2 separate regions of the Homo sapiens genome follow, and region 1 is linked to region 2. The links are chromatin loops, found by intact Hi-C in ENCODE. Cell type or tissue: CD14-positive monocyte. All regions are shown on one strand. Links, peaks and the distances in the headings refer to the core of each region. The heading gives the core; the rest is flanking DNA.

Evidence for each region. A loop is a pair of places that touch in the nucleus more often than their neighbours do. Peaks named below come from ENCODE experiments on the same cell type or tissue, not always from the same donor. Only the 100,000 strongest peaks of a DNase experiment are listed, where the experiment ranks them.
Region 1: it touches region 2 in a loop (4-fold over the local background); 4 of 110 quality-filtered maps call a loop at or near these places.

Annotation. Positions count from the first base shown.
Region 1 is chr1:38,015,691-38,024,089 of GRCh38, reverse strand. It overlaps UTP11 (UTP11 small subunit processome component), which reads right to left. Exons shown (of 8, transcript NM_016037.4): 2 at 7,670-7,731; 3 at 6,320-6,422; 4 at 5,513-5,626; 5 at 4,938-5,031; 6 at 4,707-4,837; 7 at 1,281-1,391; 8 at 1-545. The coding sequence ends at 462. Among named protein-coding and RNA genes, the nearest start is that of UTP11, 7.2 kb to the right of the region's middle. In CD14-positive monocyte, for the core only: CTCF peaks have their summits at 4,958 (motif pointing right) and 5,176; no DNase peak of the experiment used is centred there.
Region 2 is chr1:37,550,830-37,559,053 of GRCh38, reverse strand. SNIP1 (Smad nuclear interacting protein 1) reads left to right here and starts at 4,761. Exons shown (of 4, transcript NM_024700.4): 1 at 4,761-5,048; 2 at 6,307-6,409. The coding sequence starts at 4,825. DNALI1 (dynein axonemal light intermediate chain 1) reads right to left here and starts at 2,114. Exons shown (of 6, transcript NM_003462.5): 1 at 1,979-2,114; 2 at 1,306-1,451. The coding sequence starts at 2,059. It also overlaps the pseudogene RPS27P9. RefSeq lists enhancers at 2,032-2,326, 2,537-3,507 and a silencer at 4,979-5,038. In CD14-positive monocyte, for the core only: no CTCF peak of the experiment used is centred there; DNase peaks (open chromatin) are centred at 2,133 and 4,713; H3K4me3 peaks cover 1,928 bases; H3K27ac peaks cover 1,061 bases.

The DNA of each region.
Region 1 (8,399 bases), core at 329-8,328, 460 kb before region 2:
AAGGTGGGAGGATCGCTTGAGGCCACGAGTTCAAAACCAGCCTGGCCAACATGGCAAAACCTGGTCTCTACAGAAAATTTAAACATTACTCAGACATGGTGGCACATGTCTGTGGTCCCAGCTACTCAAGAGGCTGATGCAGGAAGATCACTTGAGCCCAGGAGTTCAAAGTTGCAGTGAGCCATAATCACACACTGCACTTCCAGCCTGGCAACAAAGACCCTATCTCAAAGAAAAAAAAAATTAAGTATATAAAAATAAGACTAATTTCACAATCCAAAAACAATTACAGAAGGGAGGGAGATTTAATGTTGTCCATAGAAAGACATTAAATGTCAGACTGACAATTTAGTTATGGTTACAAACCGGAAAACCATGCCATTTGGAGTAATGGAATTTGAAGTTACTAGAAAACGACAACAGATTTTTGATACAGAATGACAAGGCTTATCTATAACACGTCAACGTTTTCGACGACTCTGAAATTTATAAATAGCTGGGGAGTTCACCGTTTCTTTCTTCACCTTCACTTTCTGAGTTTTATCCTACAAAAGAGTAAAAAGGTGATCAGTAAAGAGAAGGAAATGGTTTTGTAAAATCGAAAGGTTAATAAACTACCTATTAGCACCTGCTTCAGCCCTTCTCAAAGTTGAGAACGGACACAGCCCTACTGCCCAAGGCATCCACTGTAGGCAATGAATTAACTTCTCCCCTAGGCATCTAGAAAGTACTAGCTGTGTACAGTCCTAGGAAAACTGAGAAGAAAGGTGTTCAAGTAGTTGTTTCATTTAAAATTATAATTTTAATTCTCTCACGGAACCCCAGTTGAGAAAGGCTGACCTAAATGATCTACAAAGCTAAAGAATTTGACATTTAGAGGAATGATAAGAATATGAAAGAGGCATCTTATATTCCTCAGCTCTGCTATTTAACTACACAATGTTGTCTATTTTTAAACACCAATGAGTGACATGCACTGTTTTGTTAACCTGTTTAAATGTTACGGGAGCTGCTCATAAGCTATAAAGTTCATATGCTACCCGATCCTACCCTTTGCTGTTCCAAAGCACTGACTAATAACCCCCTTATTACCTCCTTAATCAAGGCGCATTTCAACACTGTCAGAGTAACAGACACTGGCTCAAACCACTGCCCCTGAGGAGCAGACATTTTCACTGGGGTTGATTTACACACAGCTGAAATCTAGTCTGAGTTAAGACCTTTACAAGAAAGAAAAGGGGGAAAAAAAAAAAAAGAGGCCTAAGGCTCTCTCTCCTCACCATAAGATCTTTGCGTGTTTGAATTTTCTGAGCAATAACGAACAATTTCTTCTCTCGTTCAATCCGCTGTGTCAGGCAGTTATACTGCTTTTGCCTTTCTTTAGCTATTCGCTGGAGAAGAAACACACACATTCTCAGTGAACAATGAACAGGACAAAAATGAGTAAGAAACTGTTTCTTAATCCATTTAAGCCAACTGCATAGTTTCATCAACTCCCTTCTTTCACCAGAATCAACATAACGTGGTAACAATAACGTTGCCCATTTTAGGAACATCACATTCTGGAGCTGAAAGGAACCCTGGGCCAGACGCAGTGGCTCACGCCAGTAATCCCAGCACTTTGGGAGGCTGAGGAGGGAGGGTCACTTGAGCCCAGGAGTTCCAGACCAACGTAGGCAACATAATGAGACTCTGTCTCAAAAAAAAAAAATTAAAAATTAAAAAAGGAACCCTGTAGACTATCTTATCGAAACCCGTCATTTACAAACGCAGAAAAATGAGGCCCAGAGAAGAAGTGGTCCAAGGACACACAGCTCACCTGGAGCAGAGTCAGGACCGTCCCCCTCTCACAAATCCCAGGAATCTTTCCACTACTACACTAAGCTGCTTCAACCTTTGTGTGAGTGCCACAGTCACCTGAGATGATGGCAGGAATGAATCAGTGTTGGAAACCCTATACAAAGTGAATGGAGAGCAACAGAAGAGTCGGCAACAGAAGGGTCCCCAGGCAGTGTGCTGGTGCCTGAAAATCTTACCACTCAGAAAGCAGAAGAATTTTTTCAGCAGAAGCTCACCTGAGAATTCTCACTGCTAATGACTCCTCAAAGATCAGTGGGGTCCTTACATTTTGGGGAATCATCAACCTCAGAGAAACTGATGAAAGCTTTGGGATCTTTCTTCTTTTTTTTTTTTTTCTGAGGCGGAGTCTTGCTCTGTCGCCCAGGCTGGAGTGCAGTGGCACTATCTCGGCTCGCTACAACCTCCGCCTCCTGGGTTCAAGCAATTCTGCTGCCTCAGCCTCCCTAGTAGCTGGGATTACAGGTGCCCGCCACCACGCCTGGCTAATTTTTGTATTTTTAGTAGAGACAGGGTTTCACTACATTGGCCAGGCTAGTCTCGAACTCCTGACCTCAAGTGATCCACCTGCCTTGGCCTCCCAAATTGCTGGGACTACAGGCATGAGCCACCACGCCCAGCATGGGATGTTTCTTGAGATAAATGTACATACACATTTGTAAAAGGTTGTGCAAGCACATATACCTATCTGCACAAAATACCAGTGAGAAAGGGGGGTTTTCTCAGACCTCCTAAAGCTCACTCATGGGTTGTCTACCCACTCGAAGTTACAGACAAAATATCCTTGCAATCCACCCACCAGCAGTCTCTTAATAAAAATGATTTTGCAGTAAACAAAATAGAAAGAAACATAATTACTAGACAAAAATGGCAAAAATCTAAACCTCCCTAACTTCTCAAAAGCTATGCTGGTGAACTATTCTACATGGGAATTTGGAATACTAATCTCTTTAGGGACTACCACAATTCTTGAGAAGCGTCAGTGACACGGCTAATTGAAAGTACACCTAATTGCCGGGCGCGGTAGCTCACGCCTGTAATCCCTGCACTTTGGGAGGCTGAGGTGGGTGGATCACAAGGTCAGGAGTTCAAGACCAGCCTAGCCAAAATGGTGAAACCCTGTCTCTACTAAATATACAAAAAATTAGCCAGGCGTGGTGGCGGGCACCTGTAATCCCAGCTACTCGGGAGGCTGAGGCAAGAGAATTGCTTGAACCCAGGAGGCAGAGGTTGCAGTGAGCCGATATCACGCCACCGCACTCCAGCCTGGGTGACAGAGTGAGACTCCGTCTCAAAAAAAAAAAAAAGTACACCTAATTGACAAACAACAGGGTTATCACAAGAACACTCATGAGCAAGCTCTTTGGCTGGAAGTGTTATCTACAGAAGGAAATATTACTGGGCCTTAGACTTCAACAATTCACAGATTCTAGCACAGTCTCACAGCAGTGGTTTCAGACAGCTTTTGTTTTCGCTTTATTGCACAGACTGTCAGATTTATGGGATTACCCAATATAGTCAAACTAATTAGGGGTATTTATATTACTAAAGCAAGTTTAGCTGCCTCTGAGCTAGAGAAAACTGCTGTGAAATTAAACATTGGAAGCAAAACTGATGCAGTGTAAATGATTCAAATCAAAACAGAACAGCTGTCTGCTTGAAACACATTGACAGCATTTTTTTTTAATGAATCAGTCAGAAGAGTTCAACTCCAGAAGGCTTTCAGGAAAAGCATGTCTTCTGCACAACCCAGTTACAGTGACGGAAAGCACCATAAGGAAAAGCCAAAACAAAATTTTTGTTACAATACACAATATGAAAGACCTTTTGGGCAGGCATGGTGGCTCACGCCTGTAATCCCAACACTTCAGGAGGCCAAGGCGGGAGTAAACACTTGAGCTCAGGAGTTTAAGACCAGCCTGGGCAACTTAGCGAGACCCCGTTTCTACAAAAAAAATTTAAAATTAGCTAGGCATGGTGGCACACACCTGTGGTCCCAGCTACCCAGGAGGCTGAGGCAGGAGGATCGCTTAAGCCCAGAAGGTGGAGACTGCAGTGAGCCATAATCACACCATTGCACTCCAGCCTGGGTGACAGTGAGACCCTGTCTCAAGAAAAATAAAAACACAGAAAGACCTTTTGATGTGCGTATTCACTGCTAAAGGTTCAATATTAAAGTATTGCAAATCCTTTAATCTTCAGCAATCCCTTTCTCTGCATTTTCAAAACACTGGCATCTGTTACAAGTATTAAAAGCACAAAGCGCAGGGTCAGAATTGGGATTCAAACCCAGGTCTAAAGGCCAGAACCTAAGCTTCTGACCACTATACCTCCTCCGATCATAGAAATTAGGAAGCCCTTCTCCACTTCCATCCCATCATCAAATCATCCTACAAATCCACTTTTCTAAGGGAACTCATGAGTTTTCCATAAATAAATAATTATTTTAGGCCAGGCACAGTGGCTCACGCTTGTAATCCCGACACTTTGGGAGGCCAAGGCAGGCAGATCAACTGAGGTCAGGAGTTCAAGACCAGCCTGGCCAACATGGCGAAACCCCATCTCTATGAAAAATACAGAAATAAGCTGGGTGTGGTGTTGCACCCCTATAGTCCCAGTTACTGGGGAGGCTGAGGCATGAGAATTGCTTGAACCCAGGAGGCGGAGGTTGCAGTGAGCCGAGATCGTGCCACTGCACTCCAGCCTGGGAGACAGTGAGACTCTGACTAAAAAATAAAATAAAATAAATTTTAAAAATTATTTTAAATGCAGTAGCAAAAAAAAAAAAACAAAAAAAAAACACCTAGATTCCCCTAAGCTCACATGTGAAGAACAACAGAGAAAATTACCTTAAGTCCAGTCTGATTGGTAACTCCTTTCACTTTTTCTTTCTGCAAGGTCTCTATCCTGGGCCTATTAAAGACTCTGTCGACTAGCTCCGGGGCTGTTTGCAGGTGAGTTGCGACATCAAACTGTTCAACTAAAATTCAAGACAATCCTTAAGGCACTGTCGGTTTCTAACACCAAATGACACAGACTGGCATGGTAGACTGTCCCAGAAACCTTCAAACATTTCATACCTTCCTTTTTGGTGTCAAAAAAGAACACATGCTTGTTCTGTTGCTTCCCCTGGAAATCCAGCAGATGGAGCTCTGATTTTAGTCTTTCGATTTTCTAGAACACAGAATATGGTCTCACTTTATATTAGATTCTTCTAGGGTACCAAAAAAAAAAAAAAACTGCAAAAGTTTAAACCATTTCACATCATTATTGCCAGCCAGCAAAGAACTTGCTTTATTCTTTTAAAGGAAAGGATCCCAACAAATATCAGGTATTGGGCTAGGCACTTCCCAAGACGCACTTAATCCCTGCAACAGTCGCCTGAGACAGAAATGAGGGAAGAGCCTCAGGGAGTTGAATTTGCCCATTGTCATGGGGCTAGTAATTTATGGCAGTGCCAGAACTCAAACCCTAGGTCTGTCTCATTCCCAAACCTGAACTCTTTCCACTCTACCATGCTAACTATACTTCTAAATCATTATTACAATCAAGTGAGATTGTAAATGCCAGAAGAAATTAATGAATAACTTGAGATTGATGAATTTAAGTTTCCCTTCTTAACCAATAAAACCAATCAGAACAAAGAGTGAATTACCTTAGCTTCTGCAACCCTCTTCATTTCTATATATTTGACGTCCTGAGTTCTCATCAGCTTTAGTTGTTCTGGGGTTACTTCTTCCTTAGTCTCCTTAATAATATGTACTCCATCCTAAAATCCAAATTTAAAAGATATATTCCCTATTAGATTAAAATCATTAATAAGTTGTTGGCACAGTGCACGGCTAGAACAAAGACAACCATAGGCCAAGTGCGGTCACTCACACCTGTAATCCCAGCACTTTGGGAGACCGAGATGGGCAGATCACTTGAGGTCAGGAGTTCAAGACCAGCCTGACCAACATGGTGAAACCCCGTCTCTACTAAAAATACAAAAACTTAGCCGGGCACAGTAGTGTGTGCCTGTAGTTCAGCTACTCGAGAGGCTGAGGCACGAGAATCACTTGAACCCGGGAGGCAGAGGTTGCAGGGAGCCGAGGTCGCACCACTGCACTCCAGCCTGGGCAACAGAGAGTGAGTCCATCTCAAAAAAAAAAACAAAAAGACAACCAAATGCTGTATGCTAACAGCAATCCTAGACACAGGCCCCTGAGGCGTACGTTCAATGTAGCACCTCCAGTCATCTGTCCTAGAACAGCTCCAGGTATAAGACAACCCAGATTCAAAGGTAAAAATGCACGCTCCTCTGGAAGTGGAGGGTTTGCCTTGGACACTGACCAAGAGCACCTGGAGTAACCAGAGAAGGGTTAAATTAAGGCCAACGATTCTTCCTCTCCATCTCCTCCCTGTCCTTATTTTCCAATGTGTGGAGCTCAAAACACCAACCAAGCCATTGGGCACCCACCTGGAGTTTAACCCGAGTCATTTTGTAGTAGAATTCATCTGGATTTTTTTCAAGAGCCTTCTTCCGAAGAGCTTTGAGGTATTCTTGTTTTTTACGGTAGTCACTAAAAGACAGGTTAAATGAGGTTCATAGCAAAAAAAAAAAAATAGATAATTTTAAAAAACCAAAAACCCACAATAAGCAAACTTTACAAGCATCTAAAAGGTCACACAGAGTGAAACTCAAAAAAGCCAAAAGCACTGACTGGATCTGGACACTCCACTGTCACTGAGCTGAGCTCATGTCTTCGCAGGGTCCACAGTCTAATCAACAGTTCCTATTCCAGTGGAACCTGAAATTAACTGTCCCCAGCCTATATATGTTTCAGTGCCATTTATATCATTACAGGGAGACACCAAACAAAGTACAAATTAAAACTCCTTAGGATATGGTGCAAGCTTGGGCACCAAATGACCATATGTAATTCAGAAACTACACAGTACAGTATAGCGCAATGACTAGAATCATGGACTCTGGAGCCAGACAGCATGGGTTCAAATCTGGACTTGACAACTTCTGGCTAAGTAACCTTGGATAAGTTATTTAACCATCCTGAATCCCAATTTCATTTGTAAAATGAATACGGTAATAGTAACCCATCCCAGAAGGTTGTTGGGAGGGACAAATCAGTGTAAAAACGGTAAATATCCTAGAACACTGCCTGGCCCAATAACAATACTTAATTATCATTAGCCTTAAAATCTCTGGGACCTACAGAAACCCATTTAATCCATCACCACCATCTAGACCAGGGGCATAAAAAGGACCTCAGCTGACATGTATCGCTAACAAATAATTAAGAAGTATTTTGCAAACAAAGTGCTAACAGAGAACAAGAATGGGGATAATTGTTTTATAAAATGTTTTCAGAGTTCATTATCACCCACGCTTGGTCTCATGAATCCATCTTTCACATCTCTTCATTCCACATCACACACATGGTGATGTAAGAGACTCAACAAATGGAATTTCAGATTATATCCTGCACTTCAAGAAAACAAAGAGAAAAAGATTCAACTTTGGGCTCAAACACCAAGGCAGAGCCAAATCAAAGCCACTATGAGAAAATGATCTGGAACAACATAATACAAATAATTCACAATGCAACTACAGTTAAATAAATAATGATCTGCCTAAACAAAGAGAGAAATTTAGGATCACAGAAAAAATTATCTGACAGGCTGCCAGAGCTTTGGCCATTTTATCAATGGCAGGAAATTATCCCCTGTTGGACACTCAGGCAATTCAGCTGCAGTGCAAGGAGGTTGTAAGCTTTCTTGGCAGCGCCTCTACCAGAAAGACTGAACTCACTCTGCACGAAGTTTGTAATCTTTCTTTTTCTCCAGCAGGCCCAGATGTTTTCGAAAGCCAGGCTAGAAGACAAAAGAAAGAACAACAGTGCTTAGTTTCCTCCGCAAACACATATCCAAATCAACACGACATCTAACAGGCACAGGAGTCTCTGGAGTGCTCAGTAAATCCAGTCCTTGGAGCTAACCCATGACCCTGTTCCCTCCCCTCCCCACAACTGGGCTCTGCCCAAGGATGAGAGGGACCCTGCCAGCACCAGACAGGTCACAAGCACTGCTGTAGTAGGTTTCTTGGCCTATTAAGGACAGAGAGAGGCAACAATGACTCGGCACTAAGCAAGCAGTTGCCAGTTGTACTAAAATTACTACCAACTTAATCCAAGGGTTTATAAAATACTACAAAGGGAAAACATAGTAACAGGGAGGCAACTGTGGTAAGGGAGCTAAATTTAGAGTCTGGAGATGTGGGTTCAAATCCAAGCTTTACCTCTGAACAATCTGTGACCTTGGGCATGTCACTTAACTTCTCTGAGCTGCTATTTCCTGACTGTAACATGAAAATAGTACCTGCTTCTCCGGGTTATACTGAGGATTCAAGGAGCTTCTATTAATGGTAATGCCTGCACATGGCTTGACACATAGCAGCTTTCCAGCATGAGTTTACTATTATTATTATACTTGTGGTACTCAGTATGAGAAAAAAGTATGACAGAAAGTACTTTCTCTGACGT
Region 2 (8,224 bases), core at 225-8,224:
CTCCTAACATGCTGAAGACCGATTTATGGTTGTTGCTTGATGTGAACAGTAGGAACTACCCACCAACTTACGGGGTGGGAAACACAGGACATCATGAACCTTGTGCGAGCCAGAAAGAGGCAGATGTGTGTATCGGGGTGGAGAGGTTCATGAAGGTGTGTGCCTGCGTAGGCCCCCATTTCCCTTTTCCTCATAGCCTTACCAACTGTGCTGTCAACTTATTACATAAAAATAGATGAAAAGGCATGTCCTTTTATCAATGTGGCTGCAGAAGAAAAAAGCAAGAAAAGGAGATCATGTTGGGCAGGGGTGCTCTGCTATAGCAAATTCTCAAGGAAGGCCTGGAAGAAATGAAAGGAACCAGGAGAATATCAAGGGGAGAACATCTTTGGCAGTGAAAACACCAGCTGTCAGGGCCCTGTGGTAGGAGAGTGAATGAGGCATTTCAGAAATAGCAAGTGAGGTCCCTGTGGATTCAGCACAGTGAACAAGAAACAGAATAACAGGAGATAAGGTCAGGGATACATCGTAGGCCAGATCATGCCACATCTTCCAGGCCATTGTAAGGATTTTTGATTTTAGTCTGAGATGGGAAGCCACAAAAGAGTTTCTGGCAGAGACTGGCATGATCTGACTTATGACTTAGGGGCTGTATGGAGGATAGATTCTAGGAGCAGAGTGGAAGCAGTGTTTTCAGATAGGAGGCCACTGCAGCAGTGCGAGTGGCCACCAGTGACTAGGAGCAAGATGGTGGAAGCAGAGGTGGTGAAAAGTGGTTGGATTTGGGAAAGAATTTGAAGGTGGAGCCAAAAGAATGTGACGAAGGATAGGACACATGCTGTGAGAGTGATCAAAAGGAATGAAAGGTGGTTTGAGTCCCTAGTAAAAAGGAGAATACGGGGGATGAGCAGATTGGGGAAGGAAGAAATTGTGATTTAGTTTGAATATATTGAGTTTGAGATGTCTATTAGATATCTTCATGAAGATAATGAGGAAGCAGAAGACTATATGGTCCTGGAGTTTAGTGGAGAAGACAGGGCTGGAAATACACATTTGGGAGCCATCAGCACATAGGTGGTATCTAAAGCCATGAGATTGGGTGACAGCATGCAGGAAATGAGGGTAGATTGAGAAGAGGTCTCCCACCACCCTGCCAGGATCCAGCCATATGTAAGTTCTAGGAGCTCTGTGATACTGGGAGGAAACCCCAGCCAGGAACAGAGGCAGAGTGCCTCCCCCCACACTCCCAAAATCCACGATGTAAAAGCTTAGGCCTTCTCCCAGCCACTGCTCCTACTTTCTTACCTTGGGGGTAGTATGGCATTCAAGATTTCTTCTGCCTGCTTTGTAGGATCTGGGACACAGGGAGTTGAGGGGAGCTTGGTCTTGGGTGGCTGTGGGGCTGAACCTGAAGGTCCAGGCTGCTGGGGGCTGACTTTCAGTAGCCGAGCCTGAGATGAAGGCACAGGTGAGGGCAGGAAATTGTTCAGGAGCTCAGCTCCACACATCCCCAACCTGTATATTGCTCCAGGTCTTCTGCACAGCCCTCCCCTCTTCCTAGCCTACTTTGGGTCGGTCTTCTCAGCAGAAATTATGTCACAGAGCTGAAGGAGGCCATGAAGTCTGGCCCCAACTCAATGCTTGAACAGGTGTTTCTGGCGCATGTGCTTTCACACCTCTGGTGATGGGGAAATCACTACCTAGTCATCTGTTCTTGGACCCGCGTACCATTAAGAAGAGTGAGCCCCATCCATCTCCCTGTGACCTCCTTCCCCATCCTAAATCTGCCCTCTGGGGTCACACCCAACATCTGGGCTTCCTATACAATCCTCTCACCCTCCTTCTCTGACTTCCCAATTCCCTTTACTCCCAGTCGCTGCAATCCCCGTCCCTTGAGATTCCTGACCCTCCATGCGGGAATGTGTCTTTCCCTATCGGAGTTTCGAGGCTCCTTTGTCTCCCGAGCCCCCGTCTTTACCTTGGGGCTCCGTTTCTCCGTGTTCCGGCTCACCAGCACTGGGGTGTCGTACTTGAGCAAAGAGTCTGCGGGCGGAATCATGGCGGAGGCGAGAGTAGCAACCCAGCAGCTGCCCTGTCCAGTGTGGGCCTTGTTTGCCGTCACCATGGAAACCGCCCCCTCACTCCCGCCCCCGCGCTTCTTGGCCTGGGCGGAGCTTCGAAGTGGGGCGGGGCCAACAGCCGGCAAGTTTCATTCTGTGCCTCCTGGGCAGAAACCTCTTGTGCCTGACTTCTTAGGCCTTCTGCTCACCGGTTCGTCCCTGTACTCTTGGAGGCGAGGAAAACGGCAGTTCGAGTCCCTATGCTCCGTCTAGCTAGCGATTTGAAGTGGGCAGATCACCTTTGCCATGCTCCAATTTTGTCACCTGAAAAACAGGAGTCATCTCCTGACTTCTCATGAAGGGTTAAGGGACAATTCCCAAAGGAAGTCATCTGGAGTTCCTAGGTTTTTTGAAGGTTTTTTTTGTTGTTGTAGTTGTTCCCAAAATGTGTTCATTGAGATTGTTTCCCACTCATCTTGATTCAGAGTGCTTTTAGTGCTGCTTCCTCCTGAAGGAACATCCTTCTGTAAGCCTTACTTTTCCTCCTGTAGGCTGGCAGAGGACAGTGGAGCAGCCAACACACAAAACTGCCGTTTGTGCATGGCTAAAGACTGTGGTGATTTTATAGCATCCTGGGCATTTCACATCCATGAAGTAGGAATTGGGGCTCTGCACCAGGCGTTTCTTCTTGTGTTTCCTCTTCTCCTCTTCTGGGGAGGGATGAAGGAGATCCTTTGCGAGAGGCATGTTCTCGTGGGTAGGTCGTCACCGCAAGAAAGGGCTTGTTTTGATTTTTAAATTGAGACGGAGTCTCTCTCTGTTGCCCAGGCTGAAGTGCAGTGGCGTGATCTCGGCTCACTGCAACCTCCGCCTCCCGGGTTCAAACGATTCTCCTGCTTCAGCCTTCTGAGTAGCTGGGACTACAGGCGCGTGCCCCCATGCCCGGCTAAATTTTGTATTTTTAGTAGAGACGGGGTTTCACCACGTTGGCCAGGCTGGTCTCGAACTCCTGACCTCGTGGTCCGCCTGCCTCGGCCTCCCAAAGTGCTGGGATTACAGGCGTGAGCCACCGCGCCCAGCCTGAAGTATTTTTCTAATTAAATGGAGAAATGACAAAGTAGGAGCCAATGGGAAACCTCCCCTTTGCCCCCTGAAGATTCGCTCAAAAATCAATTCACAAAAGGCAGATTAATTGGAGAAAAGGCATACAAATGTATTTAAAATGTATACACGGGGAGAATCACAGTATGATTACCCACCCCGAAAAGGGTTCAGAAGCTTATATACCCTCCTGGTAAAACAGGTTTGTGAGGGTGGGAGAAGGAGGAATTCTGTTCAGGGATTACTAGGCAGAATGAATGAATAAGGGAACAGAGATAAATTTGTAAATAGTTTTTTGTGTTTTTTTTTTTGTTTTGGTTTGGTTTTTTTGAAGACAGGGTCTCACTCTGTAGCCCTGGCTGGAGTGCAGTGGTGCCATCACGGCTCACTGCAGCCTCCAACTCCTGGGCTCAAGCGATCCTCCTGTCTCTGCTGGGACCACAGGCACGAGCCACTAGCCCCTGCCAAATTTAATTTTTTTGTAGAGACAGTCTTGCTATGTTAGGCAGTTTGGTCTCAAACTCCTGGCTTCAAGCGATTTTCCTGCCTTGGCCTCCCAAAGCGCCGGAATTACAGGCTGCAGCCACCGTGCTCGGCTGTAAATAGCTACTTTTGACAGTATAAGGGTCTCTGGTCAGGTGTGATTACATTCTTGGGTGGAGAAGAAAGAAACAATTATTCCTTTTGGTAGTCTGGATCTTAGGCAGATAAAGACCTGTGCTTTGGGAGAGATGATGGGCACTGGAAAGGAACATTGAGGCTTCTTCAGTTCAGCTTGTCAGTGAGCCGTATTTTGGGGTTTTGGTTTCTGAGCCCCAACAGCATTGCAGAAAGTTCAGGAAATAGAAGAGGAAAAGCTAATGATTTGAAAAGCTAATGATTTGCCCATGGGTTATCATCTCTGATTGCATTTCCATTTCTTCCTCCCTTCTATTTCCAAATGTAAATGTAATTATAGTTTGCACACAATTTTGTATCCTGCTTTATCGTTAACAAGTCAGGGTTTTTAAAGTTTGTAAATGGTTTACTAATGGCCACATAACACCCATTAATTTGGCTAACTTCCCTACTGCTGGTATTTACATTGTTTCCACGTTTTGTAATTACTAATAATGTGGCAACAAACAGCCTTGAGAGGTTTGCTTTTTCCCAGTTTTTGTTGTTGTTTGTTTTTGAGACATCTCGCTCTGTTGCCCAGGCTGGAGTGCAGTGGTGAGATCCCTGCTCACTGCAACCTGCGCCTCCAGTTCAAGTGATTCATTTGCCTCAGCCTCCCGAGTAACTGGGATTGCAGGTGCGCGCCACCACACCCGGCTAATTTTTGTATTTTTAGTAGAGACGGGGTTTTGCCATGTTGGCCAGGCTGTTCTCTAACTCCTGACCTCAGTGATCCGTCAGCCTCGGCCTCCCAAAGTTCTGGGATTACAGGCGTGAGCCACCACTCCCAGCCAGAAGTTTGTTTTTGAAACTTGAAACTCCCGCCACCCAAGCCTGTCGCTGCGGCCACACCCACTAGGGAGTAGTCACGTGTTTAACCTTTGCCGCGAGGATTTCTGGGAGCCTGGGCACCCCGGAAGCGGAAGTCCAGGAGTTAAACTCGTCATTTCCTCCAGCTAGAGGAGCTCAACTGATCTGTTTTCTTTCGCCCAGCCAAAATCACAGAATGAAGGCGGTGAAGAGCGAACGGGAGCGAGGGAGCCGGCGAAGACACCGGGACGGGGACGTGGTGCTGCCGGCGGGGGTGGTGGTGAAGCAGGAGCGTCTCAGCCCAGAAGTCGCACCTCCCGCCCACCGCCGTCCGGACCACTCCGGTGGTAGCCCGTCTCCGCCGACCAGCGAGCCGGCCCGCTCGGGCCACCGCGGGAACCGAGCCCGAGGAGTTAGCCGGTAAGTGGGGGAGCAGTCCAGGATGGACATTGGGTTGGGCTCATTCAGAAAGGCGGGCAGGGCTAGCGTCCGAAACAGGTTTTGAATGGTGGGCGCAGCAGCCCGGACTTAATCCTGAGGGGCTGTTGAGAGTGATCCAGTCGTGCTTGTGTTATGCTTGCTCTGTCACTTGCATTATAGCTCGGTGTTCAACGCCTAATGACTAACCGGCAGGATCCCACTCCTTCATTCTTGTGTTCCTAGCACTTCGAAGAGTGTGGCCCAACAGATAGCACTGATAATCTGTTAAATTGGATTGAGATTTTCCCCATCCCTCCCACAAATGGAGTGTGGGCGTTGTCTTTCCGGTTACCTGCCAGAAAGGTTTTCACATCGAGGTCTAAGCGAGCTACCTAACAGAAACTGGGGAAAAAAAAAAAGTTACTTCTTGCTAGACTCATTTATTTATGCATTCATTCACCATAGTTTTACTGAGTGCCTATTAAGTGTTAAAGACTGCCCTAGGTATTGGGGCTGCAAGGGTGATTCAGTTAGATGATCTTCACCGATGCCAAATTGGCTATGCTCTAACCCTGAGACATGATAAAAAAATAAACAAAATAGTTTCAGTTAGTAACAAGTATTATTGATAGATTAAAACAGTAATGTGATAGTGAGAGATTGGAGAGAAGAGGGAGGAGGACTCTCTAAAGAGGTGCCATTTGAGCCCAGACCTGACTGATAAGAATGATCCAACCTCTTAAAGATCCAGGCAGAGGAAACAACATCTGCAAAGAACCTGAAGTAGAATGAATTATGATTGAAATGGGAAAAAGCCAGTGTCGGTGGATTATAGTGGTCAAGAAGGTGGGTGGTAGGAATGAGATGGCACAGGGAGGAAGTAGAACCACAGGATGGAGGGATTGTTATTGATGGTAGGGGTGTTGGTAGTGAAGGATAAAGAGTCAAGGGTGACTTACGGATGGTGATGCCAATCAGCGAGATGGCAAGGAGTAGGAGAGGAAAGGTTTTTGAAGGGTTGGGAATTAAGAGTTATGTTACCTAAGTGAGAAGGTTCAGTAGACAGTTGTCTATGTGAGTATGGAATGCAAGGGAGATGTTAGGGCTAGGAAAGTGAACCTCGTGACTCCTTTAATGTGACCGGCAGAGACCTTCACAAATGCGGTGTTTGTGTTAGTAGGTAAGCCTGATACTGGAAGCTAATTTTTATGGGGGAAGGGAAATTGCGATAAAATCCTGTGTACCATGCTCTGAATAGGTCCCCACCCAAAAAGAAAAACAAGGCCTCAGGGAGAAGAAGCAAGTCTCCTCGCAGTAAGAGAAACCGAAGTCCTCACCACTCAACAGTCAAAGTGAAGCAGGTAAGTGGATTGGGGTGTTTTGATGGGTCCAAATTGAGAGCCTTTTCCTATCACAGCTAAAGAGGAATGTGTGTGTGTGTTGTGTGTGTGCACACATGTGCACGTACGCTCGCCTACATCTCTACTTGTACCTCCGATGGGCTTTTCTGAAAACTGGCTGTATTTATTTTTTCTGCTTGTTTGCTTAAATTAAACTTTTTATTTTGAGATTATTATTGGTTCACATGCAGTTGTCAGAAATAATTCAGGGAGATATACTCTTCCTGGTTTCTCCCAGTGGTAACATCTATTCATAACAGAACTGTGGTACAATATCATCATCAGAATATTGACATCGATATAGTCAAGATAACATTTCCTTCACCGCAAGGAATACCTCGTGTTGTCCTTTTGTAGCCAAACCCACTTATCTCCCACTTTTATCCTTCCTTAACTTCTGTCAACTTCTAATCTGTTCTTCATTTCTATAATTTTGTCATTTCAAGAATGTTATGTAAATGGAATCATACAGTATGTAACCTTTAGGATTGTCTTTTCTCACTCAGCAGAATCCTTTGGAGATTGATTCAGGTTGCATCTCTCAGTAGTTTGTTCCATTTCATTGCTGAGTGGTATCCAAATGGCATGGATTTAGCCACTTACTCATTAAAGAACATCTGGGTTGTTTCCATTTTTTGGCTATTACACATAAAGCTGCTATATAGACATTTGTGTACAGGTTTTTATGTGAACGTTAAGAGTTCATTTCTCTGGGATAAATGCTCAGGAGTACAATTGCTGGATTGTACGGTAGTTGCAGGTTTAATTCTTTTAAGAAATTGCCAGACTGTTTTCCAGAGTGGCTGTATTAGTTTACCTAGGGCCACCATAATGAAATACCATAGAGTAGGTGGCTTAAACAACAGAAATTCATTTTCTTGTAGTTATGGGGCTAAAAGTCAAAAATTAGGGTGTTAGCAGGTTTGGAATCTCCTGAAAAAAAATCCTCTGTCCTTGGATTGCAGATGGCTACCTCTTTGCTATATCCTCAAATGATCTTTCTTCTGTCCTGTTGTCTTTTCTCAGCCATATTGGATTAGGGCCCTACCCTCATTTTAACTTAACCAGCTCTTTAAAGACCTCATCTCCAAAAAGTTATTAATACATTCTGAGGTACTTGGGTTTGGTACTTTAACATGCTAATTTTGGAGGGTACAATTTAGTCCGTAATAGTGGCTGTATCATTTTATATTCCCACCAGCAATGTATGAATGATCCGGTTTCCCTGTATCTTTATCAGCATTTCAAGTTATCACTTTATTTTAGCCATTCTGATAGGCGTGTAGTGGTATTTCATTGTGATTTTAATTTGCGTTTTCCTTTTTTTTTTTTTTTTGAGACAGAGTCTGGCTCTGTCACCCAGGCTGGAGTGCAGTGGCACGATCTCGGCTCACTGCGACCTCCGCCTTCTGAGTTCAAACGATTCTCCTGCCTCAGCTTCCCGTAATTTGCATTTTCCTAATGGCTTATGATATTGGACATCTTTTCTTTGTGTGTCAGTGTGTGTGTGTGTGTGTGTGTGTGTGTGTGTCACCCAGGCTGGAGTGCAATGGCGTGATCTTGGCTCACTGCAATCTCCCCTTCCCAGGTTCAAGTGATTCTCCTGCCTCAGCCTCCTGAGTAGCTGGGATTACAGATGCCCACCACCACGCCCAGCTAATTTTTTGTATTTTTAGTACAGAAAGGGTTTCACTATGTTGGCCAGGCTGGTCTCAAACTTCTGACCTCGTGATCTGCCTGCCTCGGCCTCCCGAAGTGCTGGGATTACAAGCGTGA